Linked DNA regions of Homo sapiens: all the other regions are linked to region 1. The links are chromatin loops, found by intact Hi-C in ENCODE. Cell type or tissue: OCI-LY7. All regions are shown on one strand. Links, peaks and the distances in the headings refer to the core of each region. The heading gives the core; the rest is flanking DNA.

Region 1 (8,388 bases), core at 2,011-7,010:
CTCAGCTAAAAGTTCCACACTGAAAACTCATCATCTTCATCCCAAACTTGCTTCTGCTGCTGTCTTCCCCATGTCCATGAATGGACCACCACCCATGAGGTCACTTGAATTGCCTCCACCCGATCACTGAGCTTCCCTCACCTTCATTCCCCACTGCCAATCAACTGTCAGGGCCTGTCCCTTCCAATCCCTTCTAATCCCTCTCCCCATTGCCATAGTCCTAGTTCAGGTCATCATTGTCTTGCTCCTCGACTAGGAAAGAAGCTTCCCCATGGTCTCCCTGTCCCAAGCTGTGTGGAAACTCAGATCTTATCACTTCCATATTAAATACTTCAACTGTCCTTACAACCCTCAGAATAAGGTCCAAGCCCTTGAACTTGGCTTACAAGACCCTTCACCATCTGGCCTTACCTACTTCCCCAGTCTGATCTCTCCATATTCCACCCTCACATGTTAATACTCCAGCCAAACCAAGCCACCTACACTTGGCCTCCTGGTCTTTGCTTATGGTTTTCTGCTCCTGGAATATTATTTCCAGCTCTCCTGGCTGCCCAAATCACACTTACATTTTATATTCATTTATTCCACAAACATATCTTGAGTGCCTGCTATGTGTCATAACCTATCCTAGGCGCAGAGGATGCGGTAGAAAACAAAACAGAAAAATATCTCACTTCATGAGCTTCCACTTTGGTTAAGAGAGACAGACACAAACTATCAGCAAGTGAATACAGGGAGTGCATCAGATAGCGCTAGTGCTTTAAAGAAAAATAAAACAGGAGGGTAAGGGGTTAAGTTTTTAACTAAGCAGTACATGAGAGTCCTCACCGAGGAGATGGCATTTAAGCCTGGCTTGAACATTACTCCCTCCTGGAAGCCTCCTGGAAATTTCCCAAGACCAGGGTAGGCGTCATCTTTATAAACTTCTATGAAGCCTTTATTTACCCATCATAGCACTTACCGCACTTTAAAGGACTTTTGTGTTTGCGTGTGAGTGTCAACTGTAAACTTTGTGAGGACAGAGACTGAGTCTGTTATTTATTGTATATCAACAGCTCCTTGTAGATATATGTTCCTTGAACAAACGGATGCATTGACAGCCTACATTATTTACAAGTTTTATTATACAAAAAATTTATGTAGTATTTATTGTAATGTCCTGTGTTACAAATCACTTTCTCACCCACTGTCTCGTTTGAGAGATGTGGGTCTTATTGTCACCTTTTAACAGACACTCAGAAAAGTTAAGTTTCTTGCCCAGAGTGTCACAATAAAGGCTAAACCCAGCTCAATCACAGCTCTCACATCTTCAGACCCAGAGTGCTTTCTAGAAAAGCCCCCTGCCTTCCTGCATGTTCTAAGAAAACGCAAACCACTAACCCCAGGGCATTAGCCGTCCTCAGCCAATTTTTACTGTTCCTCCCTGAGTTATCATATTCTCATCTCCCCAGAAAACTTCCACCAAATGCTAAAGCCAACATTTAAATCCAAAGGTAAAACCTTCTGGAATTCCTTGATGTAGCCACTGCACAGGCTGGCCTGTGTTCTCATATCAGTTTTCAGAACAATTCTTGCCCTCCTGCAAGTCCACATTTAGCAGATCCACTCAGACAACTACAGAGTGGGGATCAATTGAATTCCTTTCCTAGCTGACACTTTTGAGCTAAGACTGTCTTTTCCATGTGTTAATTTTAAAATGTGGGTTTCATAAAAGCTGCAGGCGGAACAGCAGATGGGGGTCCGTTAGCAATCATTAATATCCTCTATTCGTTGCCTGCCCCCCCAATTGATAAAGTGTCACTCCACTTGGGCAAAAGGGGCCAAAAAGGGAGCGGGGCACAGAAACTCACTGTTCAACAAAAGCCCTCCCATGCAGTGAAGAGCTGGCCCCATCAGAGTGCCTGTGTCTTGCAGGATTTGGAGAAGGGAGCCTCAGCTACCCTCCCTTGAGCGAGGTGAAGTTTGTTGCAGGAGTGATGGGACAGCTCTTGGTAGTTTTCCACTTGCTACTCATGAGTTCTCACCCTGTTTGGCTCTTTGTCACTTGGTCCCATAAAAACACCCACTGCAGGATGCTTGCTCATGCCACCCACCCACCAAATGGCATGTGGCAAAGAGGGTCAGAAGTTCACACACTTCCTCTTTGTTTTCTTGTGTTTCTTTCTGCATAAGCACCTCTCAACAGGCCAAATGGTTGTTGTTGCCACATAGATTTTTGTATTGATGGTTTCCTGCCATCCCCTCATTCTCAAGAGTGGATGGGGGCAGAACAGGGGAGAGTTAACTATTTTGATGAAGAGCAGTTTATAGGATGAATAGGCACAGACAACAAAAGTAAGCCTGGATGCTTTGAAATGAGCTGCTTTGTATTGAAGAGCTTGCTTCTGCCCTGCAATACTTCCTTGCAGTTGAATAGATACTGCAGAGAGTAAACACACTTATCTCTCTCGAGAAAGAAAAAAAATTGTGTTCCCAGGAAGCTGGAAAATTCTCCCATAGGTATAAACATTTAGGAAAAAAGAGATAAGCCGCCTAATTCTAATAACTAGGAATAACCAATTAGGTCATCTGTCCTCACCTCTGTCACTTCTCTCTGAGGCTTGTGGTGTTCAAATTCTGCTACCCTTAACTTTCTAGAAGGAGGGAGAAACACCTCAATTCCTTTCCACTCTTCCGGTTCAGATGGTTCAAACAGCTGGACTTCTTTGACAAAAAAAAAATGACTTTAATCATGATAGAAACATAGTACTTGAAACACAGAACAAACAGAAGAGAAAAACATTTTCTGTGATAGTTTTCTCTTTTGGTTTCTGAAAAGTGAGCAAAATTTTTAATTAAAAAAACCCATAAAATTGCCTTAGGACACTCTCGACACAGATGAGAGAAGACAGTCATTAAAATAAATTACAGAATGGGAAATGGCACCATTACCATTCTCCACTGATTTTTTTTAGAAGTGTCTTTTACCAAAAACCTTTTTGACATTCTAATAAAAGCAAAATGTTTTAAGTTAGGAGTGGCTTTTCAGAGCAATATCCCTTTGCCTCAATGGTTACTAACCAAAATACATGGATAAGATAAATCTGAATAAAAGCAAGAACTAAACCAAACTGAATTAACTTCTTCTCAGCCAGAGGTTAATTTTAAAGCATTAAGCTGAACCATCATTCCTGATGATTGTGGAATGAAGTATTTGGAAGTATACGTTTCATCAACAACTGGGAGACACGGAGTGTGGTTAGGAGAATACCTTGGAATTACACAGTGCTGGGTTCAAACCTGAATTGAGTCATTTCCTAGTTGTGTTCTCTTGAGCAAGTTACCTAGCTTATCTAAACCTGAGTTTCTTCATCCATAAACTGGGAATAATAATAACTGTTTCATCTGTCACAAGGTTGTGAAAAGGATTAAAAGATAATACAAAATGCTTAGAGATACAAAAGGTGTAGTAGGGTGTCTGGTACCTTTTAAGCAAAGCTATTATTACTGTATGGAATATTCAGAAAAACTACTAACTGCTGCACAATGCACACAATTTTTTCCTCATGTGTGCAAGGACTTGAAACTAAAGAATAGAGTTTGGGATCTTCCTACATGGAAGCATGTTAATCATGGTCTCAAAACCAGATTGAACAATATTTGCAGTCAGCTTGCAAACTTTCACAGTATCAGGTCACATGGGATGGTTCTCAGGGTCCCAGGAGAGGGATTGAATTGTGTTGTCCTCAAAATTTATATGTTGAAGCCTCAATCCCCACAGTGAGATTGTATCTGGAGATAGGGCATTTAGGAGATAATTAAGGTTAAATGAGGTCAGAAGGGTGGGGCCCTAACCCAATAGAATTGGTTGCCTTATAAGAGGAGGAAGAGAAATTCCTCTCTCTCTCCCTCACTCCCAACTCCCACCCCAGCCCTGCTATATGCACAAACTAAGGAAAGGCCATGTGAGGACACAGCGAGAAGGCGGCCATCTGCAAGTCAGGAAGAGAGGCCTTACTTGGAAGCCAATCAGCTGGCACCTTCACCTTCCTGCCTCCAGAACTGTGAAAAATGCATGTCTGTTGGTTTAGCCACACAATCTATAGTATCTTCTTACGGCAATCTGAGTTGATTAATACAGAAGGAAAGATATCATTAATTTTACCCCACAACCAGAAAATCGAAAACATGCCTTACTGAGCAGAGAATGCTTCCTCTCTAGAATACCCCTGTCCCACTCTTGAGAGCTGGCCAAATGTACATAAAATTGATGGCTTTATCTGATTTTGAAAGAGAAATACATCAAATCCCAATTTTTTTAAGTTAAGTAACTTTGACAGGGGAAAAAAATTCACCTCCCAATGGAGGGCATAATTTGTACAGTAGTCTGTTGGGGGATACATTTTGTTGCACAATTCAAACCTGTAGCCAGGATTGAGTAAGAAAGCAACTTCAATGATTTTGGAAGAAACTGCCCTAAAACCGGAAGCCTTAGTTCCCTTCTGAAATACATCTCTACAAGTGGTTCACAAGTTTAAAGACAGATGTTATCACCAGTTATTGAAATGATAGTTTCCCCAGGGAAATGGGCACTGCCCCAAGAGAGACAAAAATGTAGACAGAGAATGAATAAATCCTGAAATGTTCTAGTAATTTCTACGACAACACCTCCCCCTTCTTGCCAGCTCTACTCTAAGCAGATGCTGCTGAGCCCTCTGAACCTTAGAAGGGTGGCCTCTGCAGGGTGGAGGCAGAGGCACTGGCTGGGATTCCACAAATTTGCCTTCAAATTCGTTTATTTGCTTAACGGCTATTCATCAAGGACCTGTCATGCATTACAGGAGAGTAGTGAGGAACTGAGTCTAAAGCCAGACTGTGAGATCAAGTCCTGCTGTGCCGTTTACCACGGCCAGGTGGCCTTGGGCAAGTCAGTCCATCTTCCTAGGCCTTGATTTCCCAAGACAGATGGGCAGACTGGGAACAGCACTTGCATGTCATCACAACCCTGTGTGTGCTTGTGGTTATCACAGCTGCTCCCTGCCCCAAGGGTCTATTCCTGGTACTGGCATCAGCTACCCCTTTTCTGATATTCTGTAGCTCTGTGACCTTCAGCAAAACATTTAACTTGCATTTGCTTTCATTTCCTCATCTGCAAAATGGAAATGACAGTGCCTGCCTCACTGGATTATAGGAGCATTCAGTGAAACATATATGCAAAGTGCATGATATAAAATGGTTGCACAGGAATGTTTTTCTTATTAATACGGATTAATTGTTTTTTTGCTTCCATCTTCACCCCATACCCTTTTATTATATTTACATAGAGAGTCCTTCTCAGCCCTTGGCCATGGACAAATCCTGAGAATGCTCCTGGTGAAAGAGGCAGCTGTGTTTCTTCCATGTGAACTTTCTCTCATTGGTCATGTGGGGTCAGGGTCTTGCCCACACAGCATGTAGTGGAAGTTGAAGTAGTTATCTAAATCAGGGGTCAGCAAAGTTTTGCTGTAAAAGGCCAGATAGTAGATATGTTTGCCCTTGCAGGTCACACAGTCACTGTCACAGCTATTCAACTCTGCCGATGTGTGAAAGCAGCCTTGTACAATCCACAAATGCATGAGGATAGCTGTGTTCCAATAAAACTTTATATACAAAACAGGCAATGGGCCAGATTTGGTCTGTGATCTGCACTTTGCTCACCTCTGATCCAGATTCATCCATTCAACAAATATACTGCATGCCTTATATGTAACAGGCACCATTCTGGATGCTAGGAATATAGCTGTAAATGAAATAAAGCCCTCACCATAATGGAGTTCACATTATGTTATAAAGGTATTAATATTGGTTATTGTCTATTTCTCACACTGAAGACAGCAAGTGGAGACAGTTTTTCAAAAAGGGAGTAATCATTTGGGTGAAATGCTGCTGAAGTTTGGGTAAACCAAGGACTCAGAACTGGCCATTGCATTTGGCAACAAAAGAGTCACTGGTGACCTTGATGAGTGCACTTTCAGAACAGTGAGGACAGGCCAGGTGTGTGGCTGTAAAGGGAAGCACAGCAGTGAGAAGGGAGCAGGGAGGGGCTCAGCCTCAAGGGAGAAGGTTGTTGTGTTGTTAAGATGGAGAGGTTAGAGCTCATTTGCATAGAGAATGATCCAGAAGAAAGGTACAGTTGTATGTCATGATACAGGAGAGAGAGAAGTGGTTTTCCAGAGTGGCAAGAGGACACGGTCCCAGTGCCCTGGTGAAGTGCTCTCCTCTGCAAGGAGCAGGTCCAGTTCATCCCTGGGAACAGGAAGGAAGGCAGGGCCAAGGGGCAGAGATTCAGTTCTGAGAGAATAAATCAGTTCTCCTCCAATTGCTTCTATTTTCTCACTACAATCAATGAGAAGCAATATCATCAGATGGGAATGAGAAAGGGAAGGAGTTCTAAGGAGAGATGAGAACATTTGAAACAGCCATCTCAGAGGTAAGAAATTTTCCTACTAGGACCCTTGGTCAGCCTCTGGCCAGCCTTCAAAATGGGCTCTTTGTGTTGGATGTCCATTTTGGGTGCAACCGAGTCAAGGGATGGCCATGGAACATGCATTACAGCCTGTCCTCTCTGCATAACTGCCTAATTCTCCTTAGCCAGTAAGGAGGGCTATATGTTGAGTCAGATAGTTTTCCTACAATGATCTGTAGCCATAGACCCCTAGAAGGGGCAGAGAGAGGGAATACCAGTCTGAGGGTAGGCCTGGCCAGATCCACTTAGCATCAGATGACCTTGATTTTTCACATGACAATGAAGTCCAGCAGCTGTATAATATTCAGTGTCCAAGACACAGTGCTGCCAAATCATGCCCTAGTTTTGGTTTTGTTTTTGCTTTTTGAGACAAGACCTCACTCTGTCACCAAGGCTGGAGTGCAGTGGTACAATCTCGGCTTACTGTAACCTCTGCCTTCTGGGCTCAAGAGATTCTCCTGCCTTAGCCTCCTGAGTAGCTGGGCTTAGAGGTTCCCACCACCACATCCAGCTAATTTTTGTATTTTTAGTAGAGATAAGGTTTCACCATGTTGGCCAGGCTGGTCTCAAACTCCTGACCTCAAGTGATCCTCCTGCCTCGGCCTCCCAAAGTGCTGGGATTACCAGGCATGAGCCACCACACCCAGCCTGTGCCCTAGTTTTAAAACTTCTTGTACATAACTGCGCACCCTCTATCTGTATTGGAAGGCAACTTCAGTTTCGCTCTACCATCTACATCTAGTCAGTTGTTGGTATGTGTCAGGCACTGAGCTAATTAGCTCTTAAAATATATCAACTTATCCTTAAAACAACCCAGTGGTTAGTACTGTTGTTGATTCCATCTTACAAATGAAGCATCTGAGAAATGTGAGGCAGTATGTCCAAGGTCACATAGCTCAACATATCAGTAGGTCTGCCAGACCTCAAAGTCCATACTCTCAACCACTAGTGTAGACTGAAAATACCTCTGATTCAGTTAGATGTTGGGTTTGACTGCAAGTAACAGAAACTCCCAAAATATTAACTTACACAAATTAGGGGCTTTGCTTTTCTCATGTAAAGGGCTGCTGTGGTAAGCCATTCAGGATTGGTATGGCAGCTGCACAACAGTGTCTATAACTGATGTTTCTTCTAGCTATTTGTTTCCCTGCTTAGTTTGTGCCTTCGTGCTCACAGTCACCGCATGACTACAAAATGGCGACTCTGCCTCCAGCATTGCATCAGCATTCCAGGGAGAAGAAATGGGACAACAGATGATGAAAGGTGCGTGCCAATTTATTCCCCTGACACCAACATTTTTTTTTTTTTCTGTCTTCTTTTAAAGAGCTTTCCTGGAAGCCCCACCCTGTAACATCTGCTTACTTCTCATTAGCCAGAATTGCCAAAGGTCTCCCCTGACTACAAGGAATCTGAGAAATGTACAATCTTAGCTGAGCTTATTGCCACCCTAAAGAAAATTGACATTCTGCCACCCCTCCCTTTTTTTCCTAGCAACCCCCTTGACAAAATTGCTGAAGCAATATGGGACTTTTTAAGATTACAAGAGCCACGTGGTTAATATTACTGGAATGTTTTCATGAGTGTGAAATGCAGTTGTCACAGAGAAGCTTCTACTCATCATCTTAAGGCAAACACCAAAGTTCTTCAGAACAACTGATTCCCCCTACAAGGAGAAATATCCAAGGCCTTCATCCACCAGAACAGTCAAATCATTGAAATTTATCAGGCCTCGTGCAGTGGCTCACGCCTGTAATCCCAGCACTTTGGGACACCGAGGTGGGTGGATCACTTGAGGTCAGGAGTTCAAGACCAGCCTGGCCAACAGGGTGAAACCCCGTCTCTATTAAAAATACAAAAATTAGCTGGATGTGGTGGCGCATGCCTGTAGTCCCAGCTACGTGGGA
Region 2 (5,000 bases), core at 1-5,000, 330 kb before region 1:
ATCAGCTTTTCCTCACTCTATATAATGCTCTTGACATCCATCCGAGTTGTGTATATCAAGAGCTAGTTTCGTTTTATTGCTGAGTAGTACCCCATCATATGAATATTTAACCATTAAATATCTGTTACTCTGAGTTATTTCCAGCTTTTGCTATCACAAATAGAGATGCTATGAAAGTTCATGTACAGGTTTTGGTGTGAACATACATTTTCATTTCTTTGGGCAATCTCTGGGTTACATAGCAGGTACATGATTAATTTTATAAGAAACTGCCAGATGAGTTTTCAGAGTTGCTAGACCATTTTACATCCCTACCAGTAATGAATGAAGATCCAGCTGCTCCAAATCCTCACCAACAGGGCTGTGCTTTTTGTATTCCTTGGTCATGAACTCTTAGGATTCAAGAATGTTAGAATTAGCCAAGGGTGGTGGTTCACGCCTGTAATCCCAGGATTTCAAGAGGCAGAATTGGGAGGATCACTTGAGCCCAGGTTTGAGACCAGCCTGGGCAATGTAGTGAGACTCCTGACTCTACAAAGAAAAATAAAAATTAGCCAGGTGTGGTGGTGCATGCCTGTGGTCCCAGCAACTCGAGAGGCTGATGGGGGAGAATCACTTGAGCCTAGGAGGTCAAGGCTGCAGCGAGCTGGGCTTGTACCACTGCACTCCAGCCTGGGCAACAGAGCAAGACCCTGTCTCAAAAAAACACAAAACAACTATATGGGGCCTTAAAGATGATCTAGTCCAGCCTATTGATTCTACAGAAAAAGGAACCAAAATTCTATAAGCATCAATTCCTTCTTTAAAAATTCTTAGTATTTAGGCTGGGTGTGGTGGCTGACACCTGTAATCCCAGCACTTTGGGAGGCTGAAGTGGACAGATTGCCTGAGCTCAGAGTTCAAGACCAGCCTGGCCAATATGGTGAAACCCTGTCTCTACTAAAAATACAAAAATTAGCCAGGTATGGTGGTGCACACCTGTAGTCCCAGCTACTGGGGAGGCTGGGGCAGGAGAATCACTTGAACCCAAAAGGCAGAGGTTGCAATGAGCCGAGATGGTGCCACTGCACTCCAACCTGGGCAACAAAGCGAGACTGCGTCTCAAAAACAAAACAAAACAAATTATTAGCATTTTTCACTACCTTCCCTGTTTGCCCAGTCTCAGAAAGAACTGTCTCCTCTTCATAACATCTCTGGAAACTTGTCAAAGGTTGGGCAAGAACTTAGGTCCTTGTTCGAGCCTCTGGGAAAGGTCTTGCCCAGGAAACTTGACCTTGTGCTCTGCTTCCGTTAGAGAGCCCAGGCTCCAGCAGCACTTTCAGATTCTCATGTGTCTCGACTGTTCAAGCAACCCTGCATTATCCACTCTCAGGAAATTACTGGTGGCAGCAAAGTTCAAGTGCAATCTGAACCTACAGCCCACAGCCAGCACTTTCAGGTTCACCCTGCCCATCAGTAACGTCAGCAGCCATTGCTACCAGCTCAGCTACTCCCATTTATTGAGCAACTCCTGAGTGCCAGGCAATGTGCAAGAAACCTTATTTATTTATTTATTTATTTATTTATTTATTTAAAGTAATAGCTTCTTGTAAAAAAAACTTATATTTTAGGTTTGGGGGTACACGTGCAGGGGTTGTTATATAGATAAACTTGTGTCATGGGGGTTTGTTGTAAAGATTATTTTGTCACCCAGGTACTAAGCCTAGTATCCAATAGTTGTCTTTCCTGCTCCCCTCCCTCCTCCCACCATCCACCCTCAAGTAGGCTCCCGTGTCTGTTGTTCCCCTCCTTGTGTCCATCGGTTCTCACCATTTAGCTTCCACTTATAAGTGAGAACACACGGTATCAGGTTTTTGGTCCCTGTGTTAGTTTGCTAAGGATAATGGCCTCCAGCTCCATCCATGTTCCTGCAAAGGACTTGATCTTGTTCTTTTCTGTGGCTGCGTAGTATTTCATGGTGTAAGAAACTTTATATACCATGGCTCTGGTTTTATGCCAACCCTGCAAGGTAGTTACAAAGAACCTCATCTGACAGCTGAGAAAAAAAGGCTACAAAAACTCATACTCTGAATGAAAAGTTTTGGACAAGAGGACCCAGGTTCTTTTGCACAACTCACAATTCAAAAATGCATAAAATATTGCTTTTGGTGATAGAAATGGCCTTTGCTGCCTTTTTTTTTTTTTTTTTTTTTTTTTTTTTTTTTTTTTGAGACAGGGTCTCACTCTATCACCCAGGCTGGAGTGTAGTGTTGCAGTCAGGGCTCACTGCAGCCTTGACCTCCTGGGCTCAACAGATCCTCCCACCTCAGCCTGGCACGCGCCACCACGCCTAATTTTTGTATTTTTTGTAGAGATGGGATGTCGCCATGTTGTCCAGGCTGGTCTCCAACTCCTGGGCTCAAGCGATCCTCCTGCCTCGGCCTCCCAAAGTGCTAGGATTACAGGCGTGAGCCACCGCGCCTGGCCTTCTGCCACTGGCTAAGCTTAAAATGCGCGATGTGTTTCTCTCTTCCTGGGTTCTGTACCTGAAATTTGGGTAGCTGCCGCCAGGTGGCGCCAAATCTGAGCTTTATTAATCCAAGGGACCAGCTACACTTTGCCAGAGCCCTCAACTGATCTGACATCACGGTGCATGCTTCCAGACTAACTATGACATTTCTAGCACAGTAAGCTCTTTATTAAAATAGCAGACATCCTTGCTTCCTTGAAAATCATTAACTATTAACATCTGCACGTCTTTCTAAAAAGGATACACTTTACAGCAACCGGTAAAGAAATACAACATCTAGGTATAACATTAAACTTTTCTTACTAAACATTATTTTAAACCGCTGCTTATTCTAACTTCACCTGTTCTGAACACAGATGCTCTTGGGAAATGGATGTGTTCAGACCCTTACAGCATTTGGAGTGATTAAAAGCCATGCATTTCTTTGCAGTTATCTGTGCAGATGAAGTTAAAATGTATCAGTAGCTTTGTTTAATGCCAGGTTTGTTCGAGAATGTTTTAAGAATGTAAGCCCTTTTGTTTTGATTGTCAATGCCCATTTTCTCATAACTCATTAATTTCCCTCTATTTCTTTCTACATGGGTAGATTATTTTCTTTTTCTTCATTCTCCCATAAAAGGAGAAAAATAACTGCTCATATATGCTTCATGTCCCAGTGACCTCTCATGGTTATTTTTCCTAGTTTGGATAGTTCCTACACAGGAGTTTTCTTCCTCGTTCTCTTTTCTTTGAATTTTAAGTAGGGTGGCCAATTTGCACTAGTTTGCCTGAGAACTTTTCCATCCTGTGTCCTGAGTATCCCATTAGTCCCAGGCAAAGCAGGATGGCTTGTGACCCTAGCTTTCGGTTAGAGCAAAAGTTAGCCTACACTGAATTTAAGATGCAGATTCAACTTCAACCACTGTAACAGGCTTCATTGTCAGTCACAGACCTATTTTTCATTCATTCCTTCAGCAAATCCACTCTGCCATCCCAAATCCATCTCAGTGACTCTTAACAAGTCCATCTTTCATTGCAGGTTTTTTGTTTGTTTGTTTGTCTGATTTTTAAGGTGTAGTCTCGCTCTGTCTCCCAGGCTAGAGTGCAGTGGCGCGATCTCGGCTCACTGCAACCTCCACCTCCTGGATTCAAGTGATTCTCTGTCTCAGCCTCCCGAGTAGCTGGAATTACAGGTGTGAACCACGACGCCCGGCTAATTTTCATATTTTTAATAAAGATGGGGTTTCAGCATGTTAGCCAGGCTGATGGCGAACTCCTGGCCTCAAGTGATCTGCCGGCCTTGGCCTCTCAAAGTTCTGGGATTACACGTGTGAGCCACCATGCCCGGCCTCGCTGCAGTTTTTTGACACCAATGATTTGTGTTAAACATCTTCTCAGGCCCACAGTGCTGAACACAGAATCTAATCTCAATAGATGCTTCATTAATGGTTATTAAATGAAAGGAAAAAGTGGGCACCCCTCTTTTCCTTGGGGCTACTGCTGCCCTCACTCCAGAGCCTTAAAAGCCTCTGCTGCAAGCTCAAGACAGCTCCTGGGGGAAGTAGGAGACCAGTGGAATGTCATGATGTTATGTGGGATCTCAGCTCAGATAGGGACAGCAGTGTCCAAGAGTTTTTAAAATCTACCTCAAACTTCAAAATTCCTTGTTACCCTTCTGGGAATAAAATCTCCCCAAATTTGTTTTCCATGAGGTTTATATTTATATCTATAGAAGCTAGCATTTAGGAGGGATTCATAATTCAGAAGGGTCTTAATTTTGAATCAGACCTCAAAATTGAAGCCGAGGAGGTAGCGGTGACTAGGGTGGGGGGAGAGGAATTTGCCTGAGAGATTGTCCTCTATTCCCAAATAAGTTCTGTCTCTCTTTCCCAGCCAGACTCTCTATAAAAGGGAAAACTGGACAACAGGCAGTGGGAAAGAGAGCACAGCCTGGCAACTTTCTGTGAAACACGTACACCACGCTGTTTACAAATTCCTGTAGCCAGCCCCGGAATCCAAATGTAGACAACTCTGTTTATGTAACGAAAATAGACACTCCTGCCATGTGATTAAGGTGGCTACTGGGAGTTGGGCCCCTGTTAGGAGACATTTGCTGCAGCTGGGGCCGGAGGGGAGGACGGGACATGGGATCCCCCGGGACCTGGGGCAGGTACGAAGCTTTTTAAAGATGAGTTTTCTGGTCCGGAAATCTCCCAGGATAGGCACATCTAAGATGCAGCGGGGGAGCTGACAGAAGTCACAGGCTGGCCCTTTCTTTGCCGCCCATCCCAGAGGATGGCATTCTTCATCAAAGGGGAGATAGTCCAGCAAGCCGCAGCGTCACCCCTCCCAGCAGGGGACAATAAGTGGTCCGAGCCGGCCAGCTCCTTTCTCAGCATGGGGTTTGGAATGAGGCCCCTTCCTGCCCCACCGGAAGACTTCCAGCATATGGTTCCCATCAGCCACCCACTGTCTGGGTCAGTAAGGAGGCTTGAATGTTCCAGGGTCAGGA
Region 3 (5,000 bases), core at 1-5,000, 52 kb after region 1:
ATTCCAGCAGTTTGGGAGGCCAAGGAGGGTAGATCACTTGAGATCAGGAGTTCAAGACCAGCCTGGCCAATATGGTGAAACCCTGCCTCTACTAAAAATACTAAAAATTAGCCGGGCATGATGGCACACGCCTGTAGTCCCAGCTACTCAGGAGGCTGAGACAGGAGAATTGCTTGAACCCGGGAGGTGGAGGTTGCAGTGAGCTGAGATGGCACCACTGCACTCCAGCCTGGGAGACAGAGTGAGACTCCATCTCTAAAAAAAAAATAGAAAATAAAAGATAAATAACTGTTCCTTGTGAGCCCTAACAAATAACAGAAAGTGTATAGAATAGATGCAAGCCGGGACTTGGGTCCTGAAGGCCAGAGTTCAATGTTTGCATTTCCTAAAGGAAATCTAGGGCAATCACATCTCTAACGGACAGCGGTCACTTTCGTGCCAGAGATAAGCCTTGAGCTCTTGCTCACTTGGTACATGTTGCATTTTCTCCTTCATTTTTAACTCCTCAGGAACCCCTAGAATGGTAAACTGGGAAGTCACCTCATTTAACTTAACAAGGAATCTGGGGCCCAGAGAGCTTAGGGGTGCCTCAGATGCTACTGGTTATGACCACGATCTGATGGGTCATCGTTACTTGAAGGGGTGAGCAGAGGCTTCGCTTAACTTCCTTAAGGCTCTCAATGGAAGAACCGCAAGTGTCTGTCCCCTTGTCATTTTCTGAAAAAGCAATTTATCATTAAGTCCTCCCTGTTGCTGAGCTATTCAATACTTTTTTACCTGTAAAAACTCCACTCTGGTTAGTTACTGCTTGGACATGATACCACAGCATTACCTGAGAGGTCACAACACATTTTATGTCTTTGGTCAGAAATAGAAAAACAGAAGCACAAGACCCCTAGCCAGAAGATGACAGCATGCCAGAGCTTAGTGTCACCAAGCTTTCCTTTCTATTTTTGGAAGCTTTAACTTATTAGGCAAACGTATCATCCAACAAACACTGGGAAATGTAAGTTGGAAAGGTCCCGCTAGTTGATTAAATTCCCTCATTCTCTTCCAAGGCTCTCCCCCAAAACTGAAAGCCCCGTATCAGCTCTCATAAGAATAATAGGAGGAAACAAGCATTTTCTAAGTCTTTGATCCTACTCCTGCCTAACCTCCTAATTCAATCTTCACCCCTGGTTTTAAAGCCACCAACACCTCTCCTGCTCCCAGAACTTTTCTCTAGCTGGGACCCTGTCTGCTGCTTTAATCAGAAGACGTAAGTAAAGAGCTGTCTGAAGCCCACTTTGGGGAGTCAATGTGGAATCAGGGTAGAAGATTCTTGATGCCCAGGTGGCCATCCTCCACCTAAACAGGATCCTGCCAACATCATTGTACTGCCCAGCTTGCTACAGCACAGTGACAAGATGTGCTGGTGATATCTTTCAGTGGAGATTGTACTTTGCACTGGACAAGTCCTCATAGATGCCGAACTCATGTCAGACAATAAAGCAGGACTTTAAATAGCATGGCAGAGGCAATCTAGAGCTATCATTAACTCTAATTCTCAGAATCAGAGGACTTTGCTTATTTTGTCAATAACATCTACCGGCAGAGAACACCCAGGCCAGGGAAGCAGTGGGACTCCCCACAGGGAAGAGGAGCCACTGCCTACTAAACATGCATGGTTTGTCTTCACAGTGGACAGTTTGGTGGCCGCAGACATCATCTTCTACAACCACATCTACATCCTTGCCTTTCTGTTTCAAGTTGTTCTCTTGAGAAACTGTTCAAATTTTCAGGAGCTGAAAATGTACTGCCTTAAATCCAACTCATGCCGAGATTTCCAGGTTTGCTTTGAGGAATCCACTGCACTGATGGTGACTTGTTTAAAATTCTTCAGCTCTTCTATTATGTCCAATTCAACAAATAGTTACTGAGTGATTGCCGTAGCCAGTCTCTGCTGAGCTGGGCGTCTTCAGGTTGTCTCGGACCTCATGGAGCTCCCAGTCTATCTGGGAAGACAAAGTTAAGAAATAATGAGCATTGCAAAGTGTATTATAAATAGCAAGGAGATGTTAGTCTAGAGGGCCAGCTGCTGCTGTTGCCACTGCAGCAAATTGAAGCCAGAAAGAGAACCGGAGGAAATGCAGGAAATGTGCCTGGAAAAAAAATAATAACAGCATGGTGGCCACCCACAATGGTGATCAAGTTTTTTTCCAAGTTCTAATGAAACATCCATTCATTTTTATTTTGTGAGATTGAAGCTGTAATAGCTCGGTATACAAAGAATTTCCTGTAGATTAATATGAAGCTGGAAGGAGTTGATAGATTTCAGCAGTGATTTGGGCTATTAATCCAAGCCAGTCATTCATTAACCCTCAGGAAGTTTTCTGTGCCAAAGTCATTATTATTATTATAAACTAAACCCCAAGCCCCAAATGGGTGTATGGCTACTTTTCTCTCCAGGATCCTGAGTGTTTGAGTCAGCCAGGGAGCCTGAATCATTTCCTGAATTCCCTTCTGGTTCATGGGGAGTTAGACTTTGTACTATGCACTTGCTGCCAAGGGAACCCAGCAAAGAGCCCTTTTGAGAGGTAACTATCACTCTTGCCTTTTTTCGTGAGGTCCTAAGTGGCTATGGCAGGTGGCTGGTTGTCTCCCAATTTTTGTTTTTCTATACTTCTGTAGTATAAATTTTAGCTGGCAACATGGCTGCCTGGCCAAAGACTACATTTCCCAGTCTCCCTTGCAGTAGCCATGGTCATGTGACGAGGTAAAGCCAGCAGAAGTGATGAGGGTCACATCCTGATCTTGCCCTCAAAAAATTGGTAGTATCATCGACCCCTTGTGCCCAGTCCCTTTCCCCCTTTCCACTGCTGGAAGGAGAGGAGAAGAACCAGGGTATCTCCTTAGACACAGAAATGGAAAGCACGTATTAAGGATGTGGAGCTACCCCAGCAGCCCTGACCTGCTGACCTCCAGACTGTGACATGGAAACAGATCAACTTCTCTCTTGGTAAGTCACTGTACTTTGGAGCCCCTTTGTTACAGCAGTTAAGACTGTACTCCTACAAACACAGTGCCTACCAAGCAAACCCTGTGGCCCCAGCTCAGGGACTCTTCCATATTGTATGTTGATGCCTCAAGGCAGTGGCTTTTTTTTTTTTTTTTTTTTTTTTTTTTTTTTTTTTTTTGAAACAGGGTCTCAGGCTGGAGTTCAGTGATGCAATCTTGGCTCACTGCAACCTCTGCTTCCCAGGTTCAAGCGATTCTCCCACCTCAGTCTCCCGAGTAGCTGGGACTACAGGCAAATGCCAACCATGCCCGGCTAATTTTTTTGTATTTTTGTAGAGATGGGGTTTCATCATGTTGCCCAGGCTGGTCTCGAACTCCTGAGTTCAAGTGATCCAACTGCTCGGCTTCCCAAAGTGCTGGGATTACAGGCATGAGCCACCACGCCCGGCCTGCAGTGGCTTTTTAAATACATTGTCTCATTTAATTATCCCAATAGTCCCATGTAGTTGGTATTATTGTACCATTTTAAAAATCAGAAAACTGAGGTAGAAATAGATGAAAAAACTTGCTTCAGATTCCACAAGCAAGTAGGCGGGAGAGTTAAGATTCCAACCCAGCCATGTAACTCCCTGTTGCCTCTTCCCTTCCTTGCCATTCCCCTATAAGATGACTTGGTCACATCAACATTCTCTTTGTGGTCCAGGTAAATACATACCCTGGGTTAAACAAATTCCAGAAAATAGTCTAACTTGGCTCTGTGTGGGTGTAACCCACCAATCTTGCTTTTCTAAAGGCAATAACGATCGGTCACCCTCAAAAGCTCTATCTGGTGGTTCAATAGTTCAGCAGCTCCACATTGGTTGAATTCCTATTGTGTTCCCAGGCATTAAGTCTGACACTGGGGACATCAAAACGGATAACACATGGCCCTGGATCTCAAGGAACCTGCCGCCTGATGGAAAATAAAAGAGAGAGTCACACTTAAATGAATGATTTCAGCATAATGAATGTGACAAGTGATAAGATAAGGGAATGCATCCAGTATCACTGCTTTTCCAAGGCTTCTCGAGGGGTAAAAAATTACCCAGTGGGTATTTGAAGGAGAAAGTAAATAAAAGAAAATCTACCAAGAACTGTGCTATTTGGTAATACGTGTTATTTTATCTAATCCTTACCATAAAACTAAGAGGGGTATAATTTTATCTCTGTTTTGCAAACAGGGAAAGTGAAGGCCAACTGGACCTAAATTCCCAAGTTCCTACACTCCACAGGAGATGCAGTGTTGAAATCTAGGTTAGCCTGGGTCCAGAGACCACATTTTAGCTACTGTTCCCAAAATAAAGAAGAAGTTGATCCTCTCTCTTGGGAAATTTTTCTTTTCTCGAGTCTTTTGACTGGAACAGAAAACACCTGGAATTATGAAAACAGCTAAGAGAAAGGACTAGTTCTTTATAACACAGCGCTTTCTGTCAGTCTCAGGGAAAATGTCTCTTGTCAGCATGGAAAGAAAAGCAAGATTATAGGCAATTACTGTTTCTTTTTCCTGGGAGCTGCTTCTCCCCAAAGCTGATGGTATTGATTCTGGGGGTTCAGTCACAGTGTCTGGCCCCCTCAAGTTCTGGCTAATTAGCCCCCCATCCTTCCTGCTAAGTCAAAGGCCCAAGGGAGGGGCGTGTGTCCAAGTAAGGCCAGCCTGAGCTCATCTAGGATTTGACATGTGACTGCTGGGAGAAAAGAGAAGCTCCTTTTGCCCCTCTGGGCATCAAGCCAGGGAGGCCTGGAGGTGAGGCAGCGTTTTCAATCATAGAAGCAATCAAGCAATCATTCAATCAATTTTCCTGAAGTCCTAAGCTGGGTTGGGTTCAGTTTCTTTTATTTGCCAATGAAACCATCCTAACACTGTGGGGAAGGTCTGAGTACAAAAAGCAAGCTCACAATGTAATTTCAATACTTACATTCCTTATGTTTATTTCTGATTTTTATGTTATATACTTTATATATAC

The links. A loop is a pair of places that touch in the nucleus more often than their neighbours do. Peaks named below come from ENCODE experiments on the same cell type or tissue, not always from the same donor. Only the 100,000 strongest peaks of a DNase experiment are listed, where the experiment ranks them.
Region 2: a loop joins it to region 1, with 6 times the contacts of the local background. A loop is called at or near these places in 2 of 110 quality-filtered maps.
Region 3: a loop joins it to region 1, with 2.9 times the contacts of the local background. A loop is called at or near these places in 15 of 110 quality-filtered maps.

What each region holds. Positions count from the first base shown.
Region 1 is chr21:34,016,800-34,025,187 of GRCh38, reverse strand. All of the region lies in intron 2 of LOC105372790 (a long non-coding RNA gene), which reads right to left. It overlaps LOC105372789 (a long non-coding RNA gene), which reads left to right and starts at 6,152. Exons shown (of 3, transcript XR_937678.4): 1 at 6,152-6,448; 2 at 7,620-7,747; 3 at 7,976-8,388. RefSeq lists enhancers at 4,528-4,707, 6,181-6,340, 6,738-6,927. In OCI-LY7, for the core only: CTCF peaks have their summits at 4,566 and 4,768; DNase peaks (open chromatin) are centred at 2,087, 4,857, 5,527, 6,037 and 1 weaker place; H3K4me3 peaks cover 3,838 bases; H3K27ac peaks cover 5,000 bases.
Region 2 is chr21:34,345,644-34,350,643 of GRCh38, reverse strand. No RefSeq gene overlaps it. Among named protein-coding and RNA genes, the nearest start is that of KCNE2, 16 kb to the left of the region's middle. In OCI-LY7, for the core only: CTCF peaks have their summits at 2,353 and 2,553 (motif pointing right); a DNase peak (open chromatin) is centred at 2,563.
Region 3 is chr21:33,966,231-33,971,230 of GRCh38, reverse strand. LINC00649 (long intergenic non-protein coding RNA 649) reads right to left here. Exons shown (of 3, transcript NR_038883.2): 3 at 45-1,994. It overlaps LOC124905013 (a long non-coding RNA gene), which reads left to right and starts at 2,767. Exons shown (of 2, transcript XR_007067847.1): 1 at 2,767-2,998; 2 at 3,881-4,130. In OCI-LY7, for the core only: no CTCF peak of the experiment used is centred there; a DNase peak (open chromatin) is centred at 2,730; H3K4me3 peaks cover 1,005 bases; H3K27ac peaks cover 349 bases.